2 separate regions of the Homo sapiens genome follow, and region 2 is linked to region 1. The links are chromatin loops, found by intact Hi-C in ENCODE. Cell type or tissue: prostate gland. All regions are shown on one strand. Links, peaks and the distances in the headings refer to the core of each region. The heading gives the core; the rest is flanking DNA. Region 1 has its middle 54 kb from the start of TRAF3IP2. Region 2 has its middle 19 kb from the start of REV3L.

Region 1 (2,914 bases), core at 259-2,758:
ACAAAATAGAGAAAACATGATGTAACCTTTTCCAGATGATTAAAGATATTGTTTTTAAAACCAGTCACTTGCTGTGAAAGCTGTGATGTTATCAGTGACTTCTGAGGGGTGTTTATTGCTATAGTACATGATCTGAACCAATGAAGCTGGACATTTTAATGTGGCTGTTTTGATTTGACCTGGGTGAAAATTAGAGGTAAGCTTGCTTTTACAAACATTACTTAGTGATTTTTTTAAAAGCTGAATATTTACTAGTGCTTTTCAGGGTGCTTCAAAATATTAATATTTTCATGACAAAACCACCTTGTCAAAATGTCAGCTGTCATTTCCATCAAGATGCTGGTCCTCTAACCCTTCTTCCCTATTGTCCTGCTAAACTGGCAACTTCTAACCTACCAAGCGTTAGAAAAACAGAAAATTGCTCTTGTTAGAACCATGTATATAAAGTAAGAGTAAATGTGATCTGGGTGAGGGTCTGATGGTTGTGTTAGGAATAAGAGTGGGGAGGTTTAGTGCCTAAGCCTTGGGATACTGTTTTGGCTTGGAGGATTATCCCATGAAACCCTTTTCACCACTGATGCCGTAGGTGGAATTAGCTCTTCAGGCAGACATTTTTTTCTTCTTAGGGTCAAAGGTAAGGTGACATGTGAAGGGGCAGCCAAGGCATCATCGGGAGGCTAGGGCTTGATGGAAGGGGTAAGGGGGGTGGTGCCGGGCATCTGGTTGGAGGGAAGTAGGAACACAGGCAGAAGCAGAGAAGGGCCCTTAGTGCTGCCGAGCACAGGCTGCTGCTTGACGCGCAGCCCTCAGCTGGCTGGCCCTGGCTGGAGAATTTCTCCGCAGGTCATTGGTTTTACCACAGTCTTGTTTGGAAACCATCTGTGTTCTAGGAGCCCATGGAGAACGGGCATCTTATTTTGAAAATCAGTTTGAAGCTAAAGTGGACTTTTTAATTACAAATGAGAGCAATGAAAATATAGCTATTGAACTTTATTGTTATTTTGGCCTCGTAAAAATTAAAAGTAAACTTTTTTAACTCAAGAGGATTTTATAAAATCTCCCCATTTGTGTACATTTCAGACATGAGACTCTACCACCCCAGAACCCATCTGAGAGGAATTTAAATCTCAGGAAAGTAGCAGCTTTCTTCAAGTTTCTGAGTAACTGAACCTTGTAGATAACAACAGATTGGAAGATAGAATCAGTTAATCCCTGAACTCAAGGAACCCTTGGCCCATAGCCCAGACAATACAGCATGCTGAAAATTGGTCTGGTCCCAGCCTCACGTAAACCTGTTTCTCCTCTCCTGAGAAGAATGCAGCTTTTGACCACTGCCCAGTGTGAGAGCCCGGCCTCACTGTTAACACCTCAGTGAAGGCAAGAACAAGTGGTTTGCAGTGGAGGGCATCGCCTGGAAGGTGGCAAAGGCCAGGCAGGTACCTGCGGCCCAGCTGCTGCTCGACGATGAGGCTGGCAGCCAAGTCTAGCGCCAGCCTTTTCAAAAGCAGCCCTTTTGATAACACTGATTACATTTCCCTCACCGGAGCCTTGGGTTAATTGAGCAACAGCCAACTTCTCTGGGTAACAAAGAGGAGGGGAAAGTAATCCAAACACAGGTTTTATTATAAAAACCAGGGAGTGAGAGAAGTGTGTTTATTCTGTAAGATAACACACCTGCTCGGTGCCGGGGAGGCTCATTTCCATCAGTTGCCATGGCAAACTCGTTATACTTCAAGGCCATGTGGCTTTGTTTCCTTTTGGGATCTGGTCCTTGTCCTACCTTTTCTAACAACTCCAACACAATGACATGGAAGCCTGCGACAGCATAATTGATTTCTCCTTCCCTCTATCAACGGTTCACATTTGTTCAGCACAGGACTGAGTCTGCCTTCTCCTTTGAACTCCTTGCTAAGCATGAAGGCATGCTTCAGAGAGCCACCCTCATTAACATTCCAGGTCCCTCTTCCCTGTCAGCAATAAACAAGCCCTGCATCAATGGCCTCCTGCCTTCCACTTTTACAAATGAGTGGCTCAGTTCCATGTTTTGCTGCTGATCCAGGTGCCCAGGCGCATACAACGCGAGCCTAAGAAGCACGCGGGAGGGACTAAAAATAGAACAGCAGTTTTGGATGCATACCAGAGCAGCTACTTCATCTCAACTTGCTTTGCACGCTAAGCCTAATGGGATCCATCAGGCATGAGTTCTCTCGCGCGCTAGCTCCCTCCCTCTCCCCTCTCTCCCCAGCTGCCGATTTCCATCAGCCCCTTCCTGGTGAAGGGAGCAAAGGGAGGTCAGGCAAGGGACAAGAAATGTGTGCCCTTATGGTTTTCGTTTACAAGCCCTGGGAGATCTGGGGGCTGCAGTTACTCCTTCCATAAGAGAGTTTCTAGAAAAAAAGCAGGCAGGCCCAGAACATGGTCACCTCTGCCCAGGTACACTTTGGTCCAAGACTTTCATTGTTTAGCAAAGCCTCAAATATCACTTCCTAATCACCCAATACCTATAACCTGGACCCATGCTCCTATATTCCTTGAAAAGTTAAGTAGAAAACTAAAGTACACTGAGTGTTCCTCTTACAGATCCCACCTGCTTGCTTGAGGCTAAGAATTTGGGAGCAAATGCACAGTGAGTTGGCAACATGTGACTGCCAGGGTCTGCAAAAGCCACCCACCTGCCGCCAAGTACCCTATCCAAAAGTGATCCTATCCTAAAGCATTTTCCAATAGAAAATGGAAGAAGTCATATGCAGTTAGGAACATGCTATCCTGCCTGGGCACAATACCTCCCAGCATGCCAGCTGTGTTGACTGAGCGAGGCTCCTTTGTATGCTAAAGTGCCTCGTGCAGCCTCCCTCAAAAGGCGAGCCAGCATGACCATACGTTTCTCATGTCTACATCCAAAAGGTAATGCAGA
Region 2 (2,914 bases), core at 101-2,600, 49 kb before region 1:
ATCACCTGAACCTGTTTGCGCCACTGCACTCCAGCCTGGGCGACAGAGTGAGACTCTCCCAAAAAAAGAAAAAAAAATTGGGGGTGGCGGCAAACACAAACACATGGACTCCAAACTGACACTAGCACTTCTCCCTCATTCTAGTGACCAAAGCAATTTATGTGGCCAAGCCCGTATTCAAGGAGCAGAGAAACAGAATTCTCCTCTTTAGAGAACTTGCAAAGTGACATGGCAAAGGGCATGGATTCATAGAGGGATGAAGAATTGGGACGCTTAATACCACAGTAGGAGGCCAGGAGTGGTGACTCTTGCTTATAATCCCAACACTTTGAGAGGCCGAGATGGGAGGGCCCAGGAGTTTGAGACCAGTCTGGGCAACATAGGGAGACCCTGTCTCTCCAAAAAAAATTTAAAATTAGCCAGGTGTGATGGCACGTGCTTGTAGTCCCACCTACTGGGAAGGCTGAGGCGGGAGGATTGTTTGAGCCCAGGAATTTGAGGCTTCAGTGAGCTATGATTGCACCATTGCACTCTAGCATGGGAGGCAGCAAAGCAAGACCCTGTCTCAAAACAACACACAGTAGAGATGACCCGAACATGCTTGAAAGTACAAAGAAGGAATATGTAGAATGAGGAAGAAAGAGAAGTAAGGAGAAAGACAAATAAAAGTTCAGAGAATTAACCTTTGAAAACAGAAAAGATACTTCTGGGAATGGAAAGAAGGGAATTTGATTGGATTAAATTTAACAAATTAAAATCCAAGATGCCCAGTTAAAATTGAATTTTAGATGAACAATTTTTTTTAGTATTTAAGTATGTCTCATGCAATATTTGGCTCGGTACATTTGGTATTTTTTGTTATCTTAAATACTATTTACGTGTTTCTATATTTGGGACATAACTTTAAACTAAAATTTTTCTTTATTATTGTAAATTCAAATTTAACTAGGCATCCTGTATTTTATATGGCAACCCTACTTCGGATGAATTTTAAATAAATCCATGGTAAAGTAATCTATAAAGGGATAGATGGGTATATTCAGGGATTTAGTCCTAGAAAAAGTTCGGAACCGCTGCTATAGATGCTGTGTAGTGTCAGTGAAAGGATTGCTGAGCAGTAGTGAACTCACTTAAAAAGAAGCAGCATGACTTTTCTTGATTGAATCACTGCTAAGAAGAGTAATAGCAGAGATTGCTGGTACAAGGGACCACTTTGGTTTGGCTCTAGCTGGTGAGGACTGAGCAGGAGATTTGGGCATAATTGAAATGACTAGAGTCCAGGCTGTAAATGAAAGCAGGTGAAACCAGAAGATGAATTAGAAGGGACTGAGAGTTTGGCAGTCACAATGAGTCAAAGAGGTAGAAGTTCACAGGGAAGAAACTCAGAATTTACAATCTTGGAGGAATGGTTCTGTATGATAACGGGGTTAAAAATCCAATTTCACATTTACTTTTACTAAATTAAAAGTAAGAGCTCTGGAGACAAGATACTTGGTTTTGAATTCTGGTTGTGTGATCTTGGCCAAGTAATTTAACTTCCCTGTGTCTTCGCTCTTTATTTGAAAAATAGTAATAATGATGGTTCTTGGGGCCGGGCACAGTGGCTCATGTCTGTAATCCCAGCACTTTGGGAGGCTGAGGCAGGTGGATCACTTGAGGTCAGGAGGTCGAGACTAGCCTGGCGAACATGGTGAAACCCCGTCTCCACTAAAAATACAAAATTTAGCCAGGCATGGTGGCATGCGCCTGTAATCCCAGGTAGTTGGGAGGCTGAGGCAGGAGAATCGCTTGAACCTGGGAGGCAGAGGTTGCAGTGAGCCAAGATCACGCCATTGCACTCGAGCCCGGGCGACTGAGCGAGACTGTGTCTCAAAAAAAAAAAAAAAAAAATTGGTTCTTACCTCATAAGGTTATTGTGAAGATTAAATGAAATAAACCATGTGAAATACCAAGAACACTATGTCTGGTTAAGTGTATCTATAATCACTATATATGTGTGCCCTAGAGAATATTATTTTAAAGAAAAAATGGCAACAATACATTGTATATTTTCCTCCTTGGTAAGCTAACAAATGCTATGTTTGGTAAAAACAAACACAATTATCTACCTGTTGAAGCTCACACAACTTTTACTATTTAAGGTTGTTTTCTTTAACTGTTATTAGAAGAAAATAATTATGCTCAAGTCATATCTGTCTCATTTCCCTGTAGGTGACCATGCTTTGGGATTTTCATAGTTTGAGTAATTCCTATGGGCTCTACCACCCAGCGAGTTAAAGAAGACAAGATTCCACCCCCAGGGGGTTGTGGTTCTGGGAATGTGAGCAGCTTGTTTTCAGGAGATCTGCATCTTGATCTGGCCTGCTATTAGGATCTGTGGTGGTGGTGCCTGTCTGGTTTTAGTTGTTTCTTTTATCTTACACAGATTTTTGTAAGTTATTTGCATATAAAGGTTTTTGAAAAGTGAATGTTTTATGGGGGCATCTTGCTTATACAAAGAAAAATTAAAACTGTTTTAAAATAATCACTCGTGTTACACTTGTCTATTCTAAAATAAATGAAAGTATTAATGTTGTTGTCTGGAAGGAAAATGAAGACCAGGAAAATAGCTATGCTCTTAATGTTTTAAAATAAGGTAATATTATTCTCTGTTTGAATGGAGGCTTCTAAGGAATTACCACAGTCTCACACACAATCGACTTAAATGCATTCTTTATCTTTAAAAGGAAGCAGAATAGGATCATTGAGTAAATCACATGTGTTCACAGTCTTGTCTGGTGTAATCGTATACTACACAAACACATTATTCTGTAGTCAGGAGGGGAAGGGGACATTTGAAGCAGGACTTGCCCTTGAGGAGGCCTTTTTCTGTTTAAAGTATAGTGCAGTGAAAGACCACACAGTAGAAGATAAC

The links. Peaks named below come from ENCODE experiments on the same cell type or tissue, not always from the same donor. Only the 100,000 strongest peaks of a DNase experiment are listed, where the experiment ranks them.
Region 2: it touches region 1 in a loop (2.5-fold over the local background); 6 of 110 quality-filtered maps call a loop at or near these places.

What each region holds. Positions count from the first base shown.
Region 1 is chr6:111,550,417-111,553,330 of GRCh38, forward strand. It overlaps TRAF3IP2-AS1. Among named protein-coding and RNA genes, the nearest start is that of TRAF3IP2, 54 kb to the right of the region's middle. RefSeq lists enhancers at 69-2,914, 2,366-2,914. In prostate gland, for the core only: no CTCF peak of the experiment used is centred there; DNase peaks (open chromatin) are centred at 1,255 and 2,095; H3K27ac peaks cover 2,381 bases.
Region 2 is chr6:111,501,085-111,503,998 of GRCh38, forward strand. It overlaps TRAF3IP2-AS1. Among named protein-coding and RNA genes, the nearest start is that of REV3L, 19 kb to the left of the region's middle. In prostate gland, for the core only: no CTCF peak of the experiment used is centred there; no DNase peak of the experiment used is centred there.